Linked DNA regions of Homo sapiens: region 1 is linked to region 2. Evidence: read pairs that join two places in POLR2A ChIA-PET (ENCODE). Cell type or tissue: A673. All regions are shown on one strand. Links, peaks and the distances in the headings refer to the core of each region. The heading gives the core; the rest is flanking DNA. Region 1 overlaps TCF7L1 (transcription factor 7 like 1). Region 2 overlaps TGOLN2 (trans-golgi network protein 2).

Evidence for each region. ChIA-PET counts read pairs that join two places held together with the same protein. Peaks named below come from ENCODE experiments on the same cell type or tissue, not always from the same donor. Only the 100,000 strongest peaks of a DNase experiment are listed, where the experiment ranks them.
Region 1: POLR2A ChIA-PET joins it to region 2 with 9 read pairs; 3 of 35 experiments call an interaction of 5 or more read pairs at or near these places.

The regions. Positions count from the first base shown.
Region 1 is chr2:85,235,171-85,244,579 of GRCh38, forward strand. All of the region lies in intron 3 of TCF7L1 (transcription factor 7 like 1), which reads left to right. Among named protein-coding and RNA genes, the nearest start is that of TCF7L1-IT1, 53 kb to the left of the region's middle. RefSeq lists enhancers at 1-91, 2,622-3,127, 3,128-3,631. In A673, for the core only: a CTCF peak has its summit at 5,680; a DNase peak (open chromatin) is centred at 5,991; H3K27ac peaks cover 1,342 bases.
Region 2 is chr2:85,314,364-85,323,772 of GRCh38, forward strand. TGOLN2 (trans-golgi network protein 2) reads right to left here. Exons shown (of 4, transcript NM_006464.4): 4 at 3,664-8,378. The coding sequence ends at 8,373. Among named protein-coding and RNA genes, the nearest start is that of TGOLN2, 8.9 kb to the right of the region's middle. In A673, for the core only: no CTCF peak of the experiment used is centred there; no DNase peak of the experiment used is centred there; H3K27ac peaks cover 306 bases.

The DNA of each region.
Region 1 (9,409 bases), core at 1,721-6,720, 79 kb before region 2:
TTAACCACTGGTACCTCTTGGGTGGAGAAAGAAAGCAAGGAAATGGCTGTCAGAATTGTTTTCATTTTCCCTTAGTTTAGGCCTGGGTCCCCACTAAGTACAAATAACACGCTCATATTAATCCAAAGCACTTGGATGTGAGTTTGGCTTCATTATGGACTTTGTCTGTCCCTACCCTGTCTCCCCGAAGCCATTTCTTTATCCTACAATCTAGGATGCAGTGGAGTGAGCAGGGTTGGTTTATCACCACCCTCTGGGGATGCTGGGAATGTGGTTCCTAAGGGGCAGTGTGGAAAAGAGGAAGGCCCCGTGCTGGGAGCCCCACCCCCTAGGCTCAGGGCTGGCTCCCTTGTGGTGTGACCATGGGCACATTTCCTCATCTGTACCATGGAGCTAATCCCTACCTGCAGCCCAGAAGCCTCGCGGAGCTCAACTAGGAAGAGGCAGCCAATGTGTTATACCTGTGACGCTCTCCACTAGCCAAGGCATTAGGATCTTAAGGGCAAGGGCAAAACAGGTACCTTTTTAGCAATGACATAAATAAAAACTTGGCTACACCTTATAAGGGGCCAGGTGCGGTGTGGCTCATGCCTGTAATCCCAACACTTTGGGAGGCCAAGGTGGGAGCACTGCTTGAGCCCAGGCATTCAAGATCAGCCTAGGTAACATAGGGAAAGTCTGTCTCTACCAGAAATAAAAACCCACCAGGCTGGGTACTGTGGCTCATGATTGTAATCCCAGCACTTTGAGAGGCGGAGGCAAGAGGATCGCTTGAGCCCAGGAGTTCAAGACCAGCTAAGCAATATAGTGAGACCTCGCCTCTACAAAAAAAATCAAAAAATTAGCCAGGCATGGTGGCATGCCCTCAGCTACTTGGGGAGCTGAGGTGAGAGGATTGCCTGAGCCCTGGAGGTCAAGGCTGCAGTGAGCTGTGATTGCACTGCTGCACCCCAGCCTGGGTGACAGAGCAAGACCTTGTCTCAAACCACGCCATCCCCCCCCCAAAAAAAACCCAACCTTGAGACTCATGCCAAGATGGCTTTAACAACCCTGAAGTGAGTTATTCACTCAAGCCCGGTCTGTATCAGTGAGTATTTCAGACCCTATGGCACTCTGTCCATACAGGCAGATTTTTCTGGACTCTGTTCTTTGCTTTGAGATGACCTGGGTCACCATGGTTGTCCTGGACTCCAGGAGACATCACAGGCAAAATCAGGTCCATACTTCCCCCGTTTGTCTGCAGAGAGGCCTCTGGTGTGGGTCAGATCCAGGGGCTTTCCTTCTATGTTTGCAGCTGGAGGCCTCTGGATGCAATTGTGTGAACCCCCTGGTGTGTCCCTGGAGCCCCAGAATGTAAGAATGAATTTTCAAGAGAAAGGTGAGAGACAGGTGCTGGGCTTGTCAGATTTCTGGCTGGGAGGCATCCCATAAGGTAAGTCAGGTAATTTCTTGGAAAGAGAGCCTTGCCGGGGATCAGTTATATGTATCTACCCATGTATCATGCTCTGGGGGCTGTGTTGGGGGCAGGGGCAACATAAGAGGTAAACAGAGTCCCAAGTCTGAGCTCCTGGGAGAAAGTCAGAATGCAAAGTAACAATTTCATTTTAGAGGAGCGTCAAAAGTCTCATGGCTTTCTAGGAATTGCCGAGTAATAGGAACCAGGAGGAGAGAAGGAGGGACTGCAGGGTCATTTGCAGTGACTGAGATTTCCAAATGCTTTGTTCCCTAAACCTGTCTACCACCACGGGGCGAGGGCATCAGCTCTTTGCATCCCTCAGACCCCAGGTCACTGTCGTAAGCTCTTTTCTTGGAACTCTGATCTCAGATAACCTGCATTAGTCTGAAATAGGATGCTGAGATACCACCATAGGCTCAGGAGAGGTGCTTTTTAGACCTTTCTGGTTGGGTTTTCCCATCTGCCCTGAAGTATGGTCCAGGAGGTGGTGATCATTTGGAGCACGTCTTAGGACTGGAGAGGCCCAAAATACCTTCAAGCCTTTTGTTATAGTTCTAAGGTATTTGTTAGAACTCCTGGACAGTTTGTCTAGTGGTTTGTTGTGTTTTTTAAAATTTCCAGCAACTTGCCCACACACTTGGCCAAGCTTTGGACTGAGAAGGATGCAGTGGTGCAATCACAGCTCACAGTTATAACAAGGATCCTTCACTGGATCCTTGTTATAACTGTGGCCCCTGATTGGAGCCCTGGTGACTCCGAGGTCTGCAGTGCAGCCCCCTCTCAGCCTGTCGCTTGCTGTCTGGGGCTTCCACAGTGTGGAGCAGCTGCTCCTTTCCTGGGCTACAGGAAGGCTATGTACAACCTGCACAGGCATCCACAGGATCACTCACTCTAAGTGGTTCAACATGCTTTTCCATCCTCAGAAAATGTCACTATCCATGTACCAACTATTTACAGGAGATTGGGTTGGGGGCAGTGTTCCCTCTGCCCCAAGTTGTGGGGAGCCAGAAATACACATATATTAACCCTGGGCTTGGAGAGTGGAGAAGAGAGCATCTCTTCATTCTGCAGCTGTGTAAACAGTGGGGTTGGGGGGTGGGTTGCAAAGCTAAGGATAATGGGGGAGGGAGGAGGGGCATGAAGAAGGAGGGAGGGGGCTGGTGGGGGGCTGCCAAATCAGGCAGGGTCAGGGAGGAGAGGGTAAGAACAGGAGGCCTAAAGCGGGGTTCGCGGGCTCCCTGGCTCTTCACATATGGAGGACATGCCTCCGCAGAAGCGGGAGGCATGCAAGCAAAGTGTGAGCGGACAAAGAGGAAAGTGACGCAGGGGGAAGGTGATGCGGGCAGGACCCAACAGGTGGTGGCATTCCAGGCGAAGGAGGCTTCCGCCCTGGGCCGCCAGGGTCAGTGGGAGGAAAGGCTCTCCCTGCCTGGCTCAGTTGAAGCAGATGATTATTAGGTTCCTGCTGTATACCCAGAGCAGCCCTGGCGCAGTGGCAGCGAGCGAGGGAGGTGGAGATTCAGTTGTGTAAGACATAGGCACTATTCACTAACAGTCCATAAGTGCATGGGGAAGAAAGGCCAGCACACAGACGACTCCAGGCTTCGGCACTTTGTGTCCTGTGAAGGGTTTTGGAGGAAGGGGAGGAGCCCCGAAGTCAGGGCAGGCAGCGGGAGGCGGGCTTAGGAGCTTCAGCTGGGGCAGGGAAGGCCGTTCTCCAGGTACTGGGGGAAGGGCACAAGCAAACAGAGACACGGAGCCTTCAGCTGCCTTATCTGCAAGGAAGATGACTACTCTTTTGGGGGGATTCAGAGCAGCATCTTATCCGGCACATGGCACCCGTGGTAGGAACTGAGTCATCCCGCACAGCCGGGGCCGTGATTCCTTCATTGATTCTTCCTTCAACGCTTCCTTATGGATTGCCTTCTGCCTCCAGTCACTGTCCTAGGAGCTGAGGATGGGGCAGAAAACCACACAGGCAAAGTCTATGCCCTCATGGATATCACATTCTGCTGGGGGGAAACAGAGAGTGAACAGATGGAAACACCCAGACAGTAATGATACACCATACAGAGGACTGCGCAGCACAGTGGGGTAGTATCTGAGGGGCTACTTTAGGTTGGATGGACAGGGAACAATCTTTTGGAGCATTTTATTTATTTATTTATTTATTTATTTATTTATTTATTTATTTATTTATTTATTTTTCTTGAGACAGGGTCTTACTCTGTCGCCCAGACTGGAGTGTCGTGGCGCAATTTCCACTCACTGCTGACTCCGCCTCCCGAGGTCAAGCAGTTCTTCTGCCTGAGCCTTCCAAGTAGCTGGGACTACAGGCGTGATCCACCACCACACCGACTAATTTTTGTATTTTTAGTAGAGATGGAGTTTCATCATGTTGGCCAAACTGGTATTGGAGCATTTTAAACAGGGGTCCAGGGGTATGACTAAATCTGATATAAAATTTAACGTAATTCCTTAACTGTGTAGAATTTAACTGTGTAGAAAAGAGATGGAAGGAAGGGTTAAGAGTTGGGTCCCTGTTTTGGAGATGTATATACCCCACTTCCCTCACTGGACCAGCCCGCCAGGCTGAGGCTCCCCCTGCAGTCCCTGTATGCTCCTTCCTATGCAGTCGGAGGCCTTCCCTGTGGTCCTTTGCCCTGCTTCTCTGCTGCTGTGAGGGTTGCTCCCTGCCCTCCAGACCCCTCCCTGCCCTGCCACGGACACAGACCCCAGGCAGCATCCCTCCCCCTCATGCTGGGCACAGTGTGGACTGTTTCTCCTCTATGTGCAAACTCATCACAGTGTGGACTGTTTCTCCTCTATGTGCAAACTCTTCCCAACCCATCATGCCCTGGAAGATGCCATGCCCCCAAACGCAGTGGGAGCAGTGGATTTGGCCCAGGTCTGTCCCTGGCCTGCTGGATGACTTTGCACCAATCTCTCCAGGGTGGTACTGTCCAATAAAAATGAAATATAAGCTGAAGCAGTAATTTTAAATTTTCATGTAGCCACATTAAAAGAGAATGAAGATCGGGCGCAGTGGCTCATGCCTGTAATCCAGGCACCTTGGGAGGCTGAGACAGGCAGATCACTTGAGGTCAGGAGTTCGAGACCAGCTTGACCAACATGATGAAACCCCATCTCTACTAAAAATACAAAAAATTTAGCCGGGCATGGTGGCACGCACCTGTTAATCCCACCCACTGGGGAGGATGAGGCAGGAGAATCACTTGAACCTGGGAGGCAGAGGTTGCAATGAGCCAAGATCGCGCCACTGCACTCCAGCCTGGGCAACAGAGCGAGACTCCATCTAAAAAAAAAAAAAAAAACAAAAAAAAAACAAGAATGAAAAGGAAGCAAGTAAATTAATTTTAATAGTATATCTTATGTAACCCAATTCATCAACAGTATTAGCATTTCAACATGTAATCAATTTAAAGACTGATTACTGAGACGTTGGATGTTCTTTTCTCGTACTGAGTGTTCCGTGTGTGTTTCCTGTGGCCTGCATGCCATTTCCAGGGCTCCATAGCCACATGTGGCAAGTGGCCACTGCACTGCATGGACCACGTTGCACAGAGCAGCTCTGGGAGCCTCCCTTTCCTCCTCTGCACAATGGAGATGATTATGTCCCTGCACCTCCCTCTCTCACAAGGCTGTTGTGAACACAGAGGAAGCCGGGGGACTGCTGTGGAGATGAAGGATGTTTTAAACCTCAGGCTGTCATCGCAGAGGGTGTGGATGGCAAACCGGAGAGGAGTCAAAGGGCTGATATGGGAACTTCCCTCCTGTTTCTAACAGTTCCCGTGTTAGAGGTGAAGGAGATAACTGAGAAACACACAGATGATAAAACCATTGGCTGGGCATGGTGGCTCACACCTGTAATCCCAGCACTTTGGGAGGCCAAGGTGGGTGGATCGCCTGAGGTCAGGAGTTTAAGACCAGGCTGGCCAACATGGCCAAACCCCATCTCTACTAAAAATACAAAAAAAAAAAAAAAATTAGCTGGACATGGTGGCGAGTGCCTGTAATCCCAGCTACTCTGAGGCAGGAGAATCGCTTGAACCCAGGCGGCAGAGGTTGCAGTGAGCCAAGATCACACCAGTGCACTCCAGCCTGGGCAACAGAGCAAGACTCTTGCCTCAAAAAAAAAAAAAAAAAAATCAGTTGCCTGAAATAGTGCTTGTACTTACAGATTAAGTCACCAAGGGGCAGAATTTTGTGCCTGCTGAAATTTGAAAAAATAGTCTTGCAGCCAAAAGAGAGAAAAATGTGTTTCTTTCCTAAACTATGGTAATAGTAAAAGTATGTGATGCTTTTTGTTAAGTTTTATTTTAATGGAAATATTAAATCTGTGCCTTTTGTTTTTGTTTTTAAGGAAATGGAGAAAGGAAGGAAGCTGGAGGGTTTAAATTCATTATGCTAGCTTTAGATTCTGCAAAATCAGGAAATCAGAAAGTACAAGTTCTCAGAGTTAGTGACATTTAACTCAATTGGGAAGGGCCCGCCCAAGGTCACCCTTTTAAAGGGTTTGTCTTCCTTTTCAACATTTTTTACACAGCATGTCTTTTGGAGCTCAGCAGTTTTTGCTCTCTTTCTTTCTCAGTGTGGGAACAGAAGTTGGCACACGAGTATTTTCCTCATTTGACTCTTGAAATGCCCTGTCCTCAGTGCCTTCTACATGGTGGTGCACAGTAGAAGTTTGTTGACTGACTCATTGAGTCTAGAGGATGGGAGCAGGGGAACAGCAGGGAAGAGCCTCTTTGCACTCTTTGATCCAGAGGACTGGATGCACTTTGTTTTTGTTTTTTTTTTTTTTTTTTTTTTTTTTTTGAGATGGAGTTTCACTCTTGTTGCTTAGGTGAATGCAATGGCACCATCTTGGCTCACTGCAACCTCTGCCTCCCGGGTTCAAGCGATTCTCCTGCCTTAGCCTCCTGACAGCTAGGATTACAGGTGCCCGCCACCATGCCCAGCTAATTTTATATTTTTAGTAGAGACAGGGTTTCACCATGTTGGTCAGGTTGGTCTCGAACTCCTGACCTCAGGTGATCTGCCCACCTTGGCCTCCTAAAGTGCTGGGATTATAGGCATGAGCCATCGGGCCCAACCTGGGTACACTTTCAAGCAGTCCTTGTTCATGCATGATAATTCAGGCCCCAGATATATTTTTATTTTATTGACTTCCTTAGAAACTTAAAAAAAGAAATTAAATACAGCCACTGTTTATTTTTAGTATTTTAACTAAACTGTCTGTTGGACTCTATTTGTATTTCCTTAGGACCTGGATAACTCCGTGAGTCCAGGAATAGTTTGCTTTTTGGTAAATATTCCTTTCAGGTTTCTCTTTGCTTGCTTGCTTTTTTTTTGGGCGGAGGGGGGCGGTGGTGCGGGGGGGCAAGAATAGATTTTTGAATCATGAGAACCTAAAAACATCTGTAAGTCTAAGGGACCATCTTAAAGAAGCCAGTGAGAACTTCTTCTATTATCTGGATCACTTAAAATCAAACCAAGCATTTACCTACAAGGCCCCAGGGGCTCTGACATTTGTGATCTCATAATTCTTCCATTGATACCATGAGGCTGGAAACCCTATGGTTGCTGGCTTCCCTGGGTCACTTGGCTGCCTCTGGGCTGCCAACATAGAACCCACGTCACATAAAGCCCCGGCCCAAGTAAAATGCCAACATCCAGGCCAAATCCACACTTTTCCATTTGTGAACATGTCGCGCTTAAGAATTACCTCCCTTCTTTCTGGGATGGCTCAAATAATGGAAGGAATGGTCCTCCATCACCTTGAGGTTTTGTCAGCTTGACGTCCTCATCCAAGCCTGACCACAGCCGTTATGACAGCATGAATGCAAACACCACCTCTCCTGACCTAGACGCTGCACCCGGCTGTGCCCGCTTCTGCTGTAGGGAGAGTCAGTGAGGTCCATCTGCAGCCTTCCTCCTTTTCCTTGAATGGGGCTTGGCATTGAGGTTTGTGCACACCCTGTATAGAAGGCAAATGTTGAGGCCAGCCTTGTCCCCAGGCTCAGTCTTCCTGAAGACTTTGTCACTCCTGCTCACAGCACCCACTTTCTCCCCTTCCACACGGGATGTGTTGCTTCCTCCTGTTTCTTCTCTTTGCAGATCTCCAGTTTTCTGTCTCCTTCAAGAAATCTCCCCAGGGCCTCTATATCCCCTTTTCTCTGCCTCCCTATTGAAGCAGATGTTTTACCTCAGCCTTTCCTAGTACACTGTACTGTTTTAAAAACTATTGAATGAAAGGGCATGTTTTCCTTTCCTTTCCCCATTTAGATTACACACCTCTGGCAGTGGGGCCTCCAGCAAGTCTTAAAGATCTCGACGCACCGACATCTTGGCACATAGTAGTTAACAATAAGTAACTGTTCAATTGGCTTCTAGTTGAACCTCATATGTCTTGGTTAACATGTGCAGGATTGGTAGGCATTCAGCCCCAATTATTCCGCCCTTAACTCATTTTTGCAGTTTATTAATAATCAGTTGGCACGCAGTTTCGAAAGAACTAATTCTGTAATAACATGTTATGGCTACTCCTCGGCGCCATTACATGCCTGAGGTCCCTTGCTGTCCCTTTGTGTTTTTGATGAAAGGTAACAGCCTGGTGTTCCCAGCCGTCACCCAGAGGTGGGAGCAGATCCGGCTGCTGCAGCTTATTGCTAGGAATGGGTGAGGCTGAGTGGAAGCTTTAGTAACTCAGGTGCGGCTCTTAAGCTTTGTTTTGAGTTTCAAAAGGGCTGTTTTGTCCCTTACTCGTGAAGTGGCCTTGTGTGACATAATGGCCCCCTCTGTGCAGGGTTCGAGGGGAAGGGAAGGGGAACATGCCCAGCGACTCCACGTGGGGAAGTTGCATTTCCACACCATTCACAGGGGATCCAGTGTTTTCGGAATTGTCTGGGTGTGAACAGCATAAGAGGTGCTAGAAACTCAGCAAGGGAAGGGGGAGCTGGGCCAGGAGGAGAAGGCTGGGGATGGGCTGAGGAGAGAGAGCTTCCTGGCCAGAGGCAGCCCCAGGCATGGGTCTTGGGTTCTGAGTGGGCAGGATTCTGGCTCAGGGTGAGAGGTGAAACTTCGTTCAGGAGATATACGCTGAGCCATCCACTACGTGCCAGGCACCTTAGAAAGGGCCGGGTATTCATATTGTGACTTCACACGGCTCCCTGCAGAGTTGACGTTGGGAGCTGCCCTGCTAGCCACGGACCACATTGTGAACAGCACCCCCTGGGGGTGGGAGATGTGGTGGGCGGAGTTCAGGATCCAGCCACAGGGAAAGAACGAACAGGCAAACTGTGGGATCCCGGCCTGCCAGGGAGGGTTCAGGGTAAAGCCTTCAGTTTGCTTGTTCATTCATTTATTCAATATTTATTGAAGGCCTCACAGGGAGGTGACAAACTCTATAGACACATACACGGGGGAAGAGCACGCCAGGCAGAGGGAACAGCAGGTGCAAAGGGGATGGCGCTTGGTAGGTTCCAGGAGCGGGCAGAACAGAGTGGCTGGAGCAGAGTGGGCAAGGCTGGGGGGCAGCACTGAAGGAGGCACAGTCAGAAAGGGGACAGGGGGCTGGTCACAGGGGCATGCAGCCCATGATGAAGCCTTTTGACTGAGATGGGGAGTAGAGAGGGGTCTTGAGCAGAAAGGTGACGTGATCCAACCTTTGTTTTAACGTAGCGCCATGGCTGCCATGATATAATCATAGACCGAAGGGGTCAAGGGTAGAAAATCAGAGACAAGTTGTTGGGCCAGTGGGGCCTGGATGGTGGCAGTAGAAATGGGGAAAGTTCTCAGATTCTGGACCCATTTTGAAGGAGGAGTGACAGGATTTGCTGATGGAACAAATGTGGGGAGCAAGAGGAAGAAGAGTTAGGAATGTCTCCTGGGCAGTGGGAAAGAAGAAAGTGTCATTGACAGAAATGGAGA
Region 2 (9,409 bases), core at 1,872-6,871:
TTCCGGAACACCGGTCTCAGGTCATCTGCTGAGGAGTGGGGAAGCCCAGCTGTTTAGGTCTGGGGAACATCAGGTGCCCCACAGTGGCTGTGGCCTCTGCCATAGTGTAGTTCTTCCCTCCTCCCTCCAGCTGAGTCCTGAGATGCCAAGTACCAGTCAGGCTGCCTGCCTTTGCTCACATGCATTGGCATCCCTCTGGAGGCCTTGTGTTCTGATGTCACACTAAGAATCATGCATGTTCACTCACTCCGTGACTGCATAAAAGTTCATCCTGAAATCAGGCTGGTAATGAGCTGCTGTTCATGTGTGGTCTTCATGGGGGGAACCCAGTCATGTGCTCCACACTTCAAGACACGAAGGGGAAGATGGGAGGCAGTAAGCTTGACCTTCCTGCAGGTGCTGAGCCAGCTCATGGGGGCTGAGGACCAGGGCTGGGCTTTACCTGCCTCTGAAGGGGCTTGGAGCAGAGGCAGGGGAGGTGGAAGAATAGGAACCTGGGGCAGTGTCCTTCCCAGGCAGGAGGACACAGAAGAGCAGGCCCCTGCCAACATCAAGTTGAAACAGCTGTAAAAGTGGCCTGGGCACAAAGCTGGCAACTGAAGATAAGGCTCAGGACACAGCGAGCGGTCACCCTGAGGCTCTCCTGGGAGCAGGGAGTGGCTGTCTCCGGCCATGGTCCACAAAGGCACCAACCACTCCCCTTTGCAGGTGTGAAGCAGCAGCTGGGGACAGTTCAGCCCGGCTTAGGCATGACCTCTGTTTTCATCTGCCTGCGAGGCACCAAGGAGGACCTGCATCTGCCGTCCACCAACTACTATGTTTACTATGACACGGACATGGACCAGGCGTAAGGTGCACGTGTGTGTGTGGCCCGTGCCTCCCTGCTTGACTCAGAGAACGAGCAGAAGTTATGGAATGGGAGGAAGTAGGCAATTTCCAATTTGCACCTGGAAGTTTGTCACACCAAGGCTGTGGCTCAGCTTCACCCCTGTGGGGAGTCCCTAGGGACGAGCAGTCCTTGCAGTGGTTCTGGGGTTTTGAGGACAAAAGCCTGGAGATCGCACCACACTCTTGTCACACGCAGGATGGAGCGCTACATCTCCATGCCCAGGGAAGAGGCTGCGGAACACATCCCTCTTCTCTTCTTCGCTTTCCCATCAGCCAAGGATCCGACCTGGGAGGACCGATTCCCACGGGGGGCTGCACGTCCTGGGTGAGGGGGTGGAGGGAGGGGCCGGGCAGTAGTAATATCAGCTCTGATCCCCAGGCCGGTCCACCATGATCATGCTCATACCCAGCACCTACGAGTGGTTTGAGGAGTGGCAGGTGGAACTGAAGGGAAAGTAGGGCAGTGACTATGAGACCTTCAAAAACTTCTTTGTGGAAGCCTCTATGTCAGTGGTCCTGAAACTGTTCCCACAGCTGGAGGGGAAGGTAGGGGGTAAAGTATTTGGGGTGGTGACGGACCTCATGGTGCTATTTCTGCCCTTTCCTTGAGACAGGGGAATTGGGCCCCAAGACATGAGCCCCAGGGAAGGACAGGGCACCCAACCCCGGAGTCAGTGAATGGGAAAGAGTGGAAGAGGGAGGGGAGCCAGGATCTCACATGCCTGCCCCACCCTTTCTGCCCTCAGGTGGAGAGTGTGACTGCAGGATCCCCACTCACCAACCAGTTCTGGCTGCTCCCCGAGGTGTCTGCTACAGGGCTGACCATGACCTGGGCCGCCTGCACCCTCGTGTGATGGCCTTGAAGGCCCAGAGCCCCATCACCAACCTCTGACAGGTATACTCACTGCCCCATGTTGTCAGGACCTGAGACCCTGGGCCCCTGTCGCCCAACGTCCTCTGTTCCTGCCCTCAGGCCCTGCTGTCCCCTGCAGCCTCCCATCCCCTGAGCAGGGCTGCCTGGGCAGGCTGTGGCCCCTGTCTGATTGGAGCCAGCTCTGGGTGGCCCTCATGTGGAGGGAAGAGCACCAAGGCCCCACCCTCCCCTGGGCCTGCCTGGGTGCACACTCAGGGGCCTCTGCTCTTGCCTCCTAGGCCAGGGTATCTTCACCTGTGGACTGGTAGGGGCCCTGCAAGGTGCCCTGCTGTGCAGCAGCGCCATCCTGAAGTGGAACTTGTACTCAGACCTTAAGGATCTTGTCTCTAGGATCTGGGCACAGAAGAATTAGTTCCATCAGGGAGGAGTCAGAGGAATTTGCCCAATAGCTGGGGCATTAGTTCCTTGCACATATAAACCACTCTTATTTGGTTCTGATGCCTGAAGAGAGGCCTAGTTTAAATCACAATTCCGAATCTGGGGCAATGGAATCACTGTTTCCAGCTGGGGCAGGTGAGATCTTTCCACCTTCTATAATATGCCATCCCTACTAATAGGATATTGACTTGGATAGCTTGATGTCTCATGACGAGCGGCGCTCTGCATCCCTCACCCATGCCTCCTAACTCAGTGATCAAAGCGAATATTCCATCTGTGGACAGAACCCCTGGCAGTGTTGTCAGCTCAAGCTGGTGGGTTCAGTTCTGTCCTGAGGCTTCTGCTCTCATTCACTTAGTGCTACGCTGCACAGTTCTACACTGTCAAGGGAAAAGGGAGACTAATGAGGCTTAACTCAAAACCTGGGCATGGTTTTGGTTGCCATTCCATAGGTTTGGAGAGCTCTAGATCTCTTTTGTGCTGGGTTCAGTGGCTCTTCAGGGGACAGGAAATGCCTGTGTCTGGCCAGTGTGGTTCTGGAGCTTTGGGGTAACAGCAGGATCCATCAGTTAGTAGGGTGCATGTCAGACGATCATACCCAATTCATATGGAAGTCCCGGGTCTGTCTTCCTTATCATCGGGGTGGCATCTGGTTCTCGATGTGCCAGCATCAAGGCACCTTCAGGGAGCTCGGTACCCGAGCCTCAATCAAGCCTTATCCTCCAAATATGCAGGGAAAGGTGACACAGGGCAGGGAAGGGTGACGTCAGGAGTCAGGGCATCGACTGGTAAGATTACTTCATTGTGTTGAGGCAGGCTGCAGGGCATTCCACACAATGGCACAGCAGAGGACAGCACAGGGAGGCAACAGAGTGTTCCCAGCAATGGCCCAGCTACTGAAAGCAGGCAGCCAGGCTGGGAGGAGTCAGGTGGCAAGAGAGTTGGTCAGGAGCAGAACATGGAAAGCCAGAGAAAGTGTGCAAAGCCCAGAAATGGCATCTGCAATTTACTGGTACATGTGTGTGTTGGATGGAAGGTGAAGGAAGGCTCAAAAGGCATAAAAAGGACCTTTCACTTATGTTAAACTGACATGCCAAAGGTCTTATTGGAGTTCATCTTAATATAATATTAATAAATTTATTGGCCGAGCGTGGTGGCTTACACCTGTAATCCCAGCACTTTGGGAGGCCAAAGTGGGCGGATCACGAAGAAGAGATTGAGACCATCCTGGCCAACATGGTGAAACCCCGTCTCCACTAAAAATGCAAAAATTAGCTGGGCGTGGTGGCACGCACCTGTAGTCCCAGCTACTCGGGAGGCTGAGGCAGGAGAATCGCTTGAACCTGGGAGGCGGAGGTTGCAGTGAGCCAAGATCATACCACTGCACTCCAGCCTGGTGACAGAGCAAGACTCTGTCTCAAAAATAAAATAAAATAAATAAATAAATAAATGTATTAAATCCATTGCTTTAACATTTTGAAATTTATTTTGGTTTCTGTTCAACAAAACCAAACCACATTGGGATGGCATTTACAGAAGCTCAGAAAAACATTATGCACTGAAAAATACTTCTCATTAGACCACAACAAGCTTTAAAAAAATAAAATTAAGTAATTATAGTTAAGTTACAAAAAGCTGAAAGTATAAAACATTGTGGAAACAGTGACCATCTATTAACTGGGAAAACACAAAAGAAGAGAAACAATTTCAACCATTAATCATTTATCAAACATGAAGTCTGGTGCATTAAAGGAATATCTATCAGAGGGTGAGGGGCTGGCTTACTGGCAGTTTGACATACTATACAGCTCAGACCCAAACCCTTCACAGAGAGACTCTAAGTGTACATCTGACTTGCAGAACTAGACGAGTTGAGTCACTGTTAGCTCTGGATATACCGTTAAATTAAACCTCAAAATCTCTCCCCAGGACTCTTGCTCAAGCAAGTCACGCCAAATCCAACCTTCCTAACAGGGGTTTTCAGAAAATGGCCTGCAGAAGCACAGGATCTGGTGCCTCACAGTTTCCTCCATGCTGCAATGCTCTAGTTCTCATCACGCCCATAGCATCTGGCATCAGGTTACCCTGTACAGTCAACGGCCATAGAAGTCGCCAGCAGGGAAATTCCAGAGGTTTAGAATTCTATCAGCACATGTGTCACTGGAAGCCATCATGGGAGTACTATGTCAGAGCGTATGTAACTAGCTGTCAGGTCTTTCCCCGTTGCCTCAGCCTTTCTACACAGACTGGCCTTCAACTTCCCCTGAGTCCAGAAGTAGACTCTTTCAGCAACTCTATTCAGGAATCTGCAGCAGGAAAACTGCTTCCTCTATTAACATCTATGACTGAAGCACAGATGTGTCTAATAGAAATCACCCTTCACCCAAAAGCTGGGCGCAGAAAGGGAAGCCCTTAGCTGACTATAGGAGGTGCCTCTTGTGGCTCCACGTGCTTCTTACACACCACCCCCCAGCTTGAGCGATGCCTCAGCCAGCTCACCCTCATCCACACAATCGCTAGAAAACATGCTTCAAATATTCTATCTTTGAAAAGACACCATGCAGAAAATAAGCTTTCCTCTGATGTGCGGTATTTTCTTCAATGCTATTTCTTTCTTTTTTTTTTTTTTTTTTGAGACGGAGTCTCGCTCTATTGGCAGGTTGGAGTTCAGTGGCACGATCTCGGCTCACTGCAACCTCCGCCTCCCGGATTCAAGCAATTCTCCTGCCTCAGCCTATCTAGTAGCTGGGACTACAGGTGCACGTCACCATGCCCGGCTAATTTTTGTATTTTTATTAGAGACGGGGTTTCACCATGTTGGCCAGGATGGTCTCGATCTCTTGACCTCGTGATCCCCCCGCCTCGGCCTCCCAAAGCGCTGGGATTACAGGGGGAGCCACCGCGCCCGGCCTTTCTTCAGTGCAATTTCTAAAGAGAAACTTAAATCCTGTTGTATTCTTTCAACACAAGCAATGATACTTCTCAGAGTCTGCTCAAAAGCTCAGCTCTGTGGACTCCGTGACAAAATGTACGCGTCCACTGCCGACCCTCTTGGTTTCTGAAACCAACCTTTCTTCCTGCTCTCCTCTTTAAGAGCAAACCCCAACATGTATAAGGTCACAGCAAGTGGTAGCCAGGAAAAGCTGTGGGACCCCTCATTTGAGTCACATCCATATGGCATGGAGAAAGAAAACCTCTCTGCCAGAAGGAACTGAACTCTGGAAGTCCTAAGGAAGGTCACCATGATCAGCAGATAGGAAAGCATTGCCAAGGGCTGTCCCTCAAGAGCTTAGTTTTCTTAGGGAGACCAGAAAGACATCAGATCCTGACTGCCCTGTTTTGCTCAAGTTCTGAAATGAGTGGCATGATGAAGAGCTGGTGGAGCTGAGGGAAAGAGTCAACCATGTGGGGTGGGGTAGTGAGGAAGGTGTATGAGGAAACAAACTGGGCCCTGACGAAACAGGCGGATTGGGGAAGGAGAAAGAAGGAAGGGAGAGAAACCTAACCAAAGAAACATGGGAAGCTGGAAAGTCGAGGGCACAGCCGGAATAAAGGCACAGATGGGCACCCCACAGGAGGGGCCTTGGCCAGGTTGGGATGCAGAGAAAAACAGGCAGGAGGGTGTCAATCTATAGCATCCTGAACCCCAAAAGGTCTGTAACTGGATTCTCTAAGCCTTGAGAAGTTCACACCAAAGCTTCAGACCAGGGAAAATATTTTGGAAAGATCAGTCTTTCCAAGAGTGAGCTCCTTTCCAAGAAGCTGGACAGGAAACCCAATAAATGTGGATCTGAAAAAACAAAATCCAAGAGAGAAGCAAAATGGGCTGGGGGTGTGCAATAAGAGAAGCAAGGAAAATGGAAAGACTGTAGCTGAGGATCTTTTATTAAAAAAAAATGGATGGGACTTTGGTGATGAGAGAGAAAAAGGGCAAAAGTCTGCAGTTAGGAATTTAGGTGACCGAAGACTGTCCTAGACAGTTGGGAGGGACAGGCTGATGGACAGAAGAGAGAAATTCCTTTCAATGACAACCAAGCTGAACTATTCGATACCAGCAGAACTGGGTTCTTTAGGGATTAAGCCAAGACAAAGACTTGGGAATCACTCACTCCGAGGATGAAGAATGGGTTAATGGCTGAGGAGACAGTCAAAGGAATAGAGAGGCCTGGCTTTGAGGGCCTCTTCACCACCAGCACAAGATAAGGCAAAGGACCATTTGTCAGAGACACCAAGAAAGGGGAATTTCCATTTGGATGGTCAATAGTGTCCAGTTCTGCCAAGGACAAGACTAAGCTTTGAGAAAAAGCCATGGATTTGGTGATTGGATAACTGGTAACCTTTAGAAAAGTTTAGTTGACAGACAGAGACCGAAGTGAGTTAGTAAAAGTCATGAAGAGAATGAATGGCAACTTAAGGGAAGCAACATACTGGAGAAGTTGAGCAGCGGGATGAATAACAAATAGGACAGATGGGAACAGAAAAATCTGGGTGCATACGAAGGTGGATGGAAAGGAGCTGGTACAGATGGGCACAACCAGAAAACATGAGGAGGGGAAAGGAAGGGAAAAGGAAGGCAGGCAGGGAGAGAGACGTGAAATAGCCACAGTCTTAGGGGATGCTAGAGAAGCCTAGAAGATTCCTCAGGTTGGTGCAAAGTATTATAAGACTAACGCATCAGTACAGAGAATGACCCAAGAAGGGTAGGAGTTCATTCCTTACCTTCATAAAGTAGGCTATCCGCCAAGAATGAAAATGTCAACTCAAAGCTATGGGCTGTTTTAAGCAAGGTGGAAGATAATATAAGAAGCATGGTCCTTTCTTCAGACTTACTGCCTTGACAGCACAGAATTCATCTTATTTCCCTCATCTCCCAAGTTATTTGTATTTCCCTGAGATCAGCTCAGAAACAACTCTCTTTAGGCTCTCTACAATGCGGTAGAGCATGATTAGAAAAGATAAACCTTCAAACAATAGTGTTGTCCAAGACACTACCCTCACTTATCCCAGGGGAACCCACGGAATTTCTTCATTTGTATTAACTCCTGACATGGCATGGAAGAAGAATTTTTATCAAATACCCTTGGCATCTTATATCAGATTAAAGGACCATTAAATACACTGAGGTAAAATTGGCAGAGAGTATAGTTTCTATTAATAAATCTAAGTCTATTTTGTCTGTTTTAGGCAACAAAGGCAAAATGGACTTTGTGGGAAATGTATCTCATAAAAGCCCTTTGGAAAAACTGCAGACCAAAACCAAAACCCTCCTTCATGTTTTCTCGCATGAAACATAAACTTGCCCTATTTCAAAAAGTTCCTACTGAGTATGATTGTGTGAAAGATCACACTACTTCAAATCATATTTATTTTAAAAATCTGTGATGGGACAGTGGCCTCACTGCCAGGAAGCCCAAGTTCTGTTTTATGCTCGGTACAACTAAGTGGAAGTTGATTCACTTTGTCTCAAGCTACATAAAATAATCAGAAAATCAAGAAGATCTCATGCTAGACAGGTTAGACTTGCACCCAAAAAAGCATCTTTTTTTTTAACCTGCTGTTTTGGTTTGCTGCTGAAGTCTTTGAAGAGAATTATGTATTCAAAGTAGCTCTTTGCCCATTGGCATTTCCCCATCTTCTATGTCTTCTGTAGGGCACATCCCCCCCAAAGTAAGAGGCCTTAGTAGAAAAGCACTTCCACCTGCAGTTTTCCCCTAGGTCTGCAGAGAGAAACAGTGCAGAGTGCAATGCCACAGTCAAGGACCAACTTTCCTACAGAGCCCGGGCCCCAGGGAGGGTGGTCAGCAGCGCAGCCTGCCCAGGCTGGGATCTCCCTTTGGTCATAGCCGTGTTTCCATATACCCCTCCACTCACCCTCAGAGGAGGAACGGATGGAAGCCACCAGCATAAATAAAGGGAACACAGAAGAACAATGTCACCAAAGTGCAGGTGCAAAGCCCAAAGCAGCCCCCTACCTCTGCCAGCCCAGACCCGCCACTAAATTCTAGAGGAGGGTGTCTCTCAGGTCACAGTACTTTTTTCTTCATTTCTTTTGATTTAGAAACAAATCAGCAGGGAGGACAAGGTTCTCAAGGACAAAAAAATCAAAGCTGAAACGAGAGCAGCACAATCCATTGGTGACGTTCATCTTTTTCCAGAGGAATATACCATTCTGTTAGGACTTAGGGGAAAAAAGATCTTTTAGGAGGTGCAGGGAAAACATTCAGAATTAAGACATACTGACCCACCACCACAGAAACAGCAATTAATTAAAATAGCACACAAAATGATTTTTAAAGTTTGAAATGAAACCTAACACTAGAAAGATATACACTTGATGGAGAGAGAGGAATCCTGGCTTCTGCTTCATACTGTTCTGTACTGTTGTGAATTATTTACATGTGTTTTTTGTTGGTGGTGGTTTTCTTCTTTTTTGAGACGGAGTCTTGCTCTGTTGCCCAGGCTGGAGTGCAGTGGCATGATCTTGGCTCACTGCAACCTCTGCCTCCGAAGTTCAAGCGATTCTCCCACCTCGGCTTCCTCAGTAGTAGCTGGGATTACCATGCCCAGCTAATTTTTGTATTTTTAGTAGAGATGGTATTTCACCATGTTGGCCAGACTGATCTAGAACTCCTGACCTCAGGTGATCTGCCTCCCAAACTGTTGGGATTACAGGCGTGAACCACTATGCCCAGCCACATGTGTATTTTTTTAAAAATCATAAGCCATGTGTGGTGGCTCACGCCTGTAATCCCAGCACTCTGGGAGGCTGAGGTGGGTGGATCATTTGAGGTCAGCAGTTCAAGACCAGCCTGGCCAAAAGGGTGAAACCCCATCTCTACTAAAAATCTAAAAATTAGCTGGGCGTGGTGGTGGGCGCCTGTAATCCCACCTACTCGGGAGGCTGAAGAGGGAGAACTGCTTGAACCCGGGTGGTGGAGGTTGCAGTGAGCCAAGATTGTGCCACTGCACTCCAGCCTGGACGACACAGCAAGACTCCGTCTCAAAAACAAACAAACAAAAATCATAAAAGGGGGAAAACCCTTAAAGTCAATTATCTGAAAAGGCAGTAGTCCAGAGCTAAATTGTAAAGCTAGCCTACTGGACTAGTTAGCAAAGATATTCTGAGCTCAGTGGCTCGTTCTGTAGCTAATATTGAGTTGTGCAAGAGAATCGTGTTCCCTGCAGGAAGTCTGGGAACAATTCATAGTT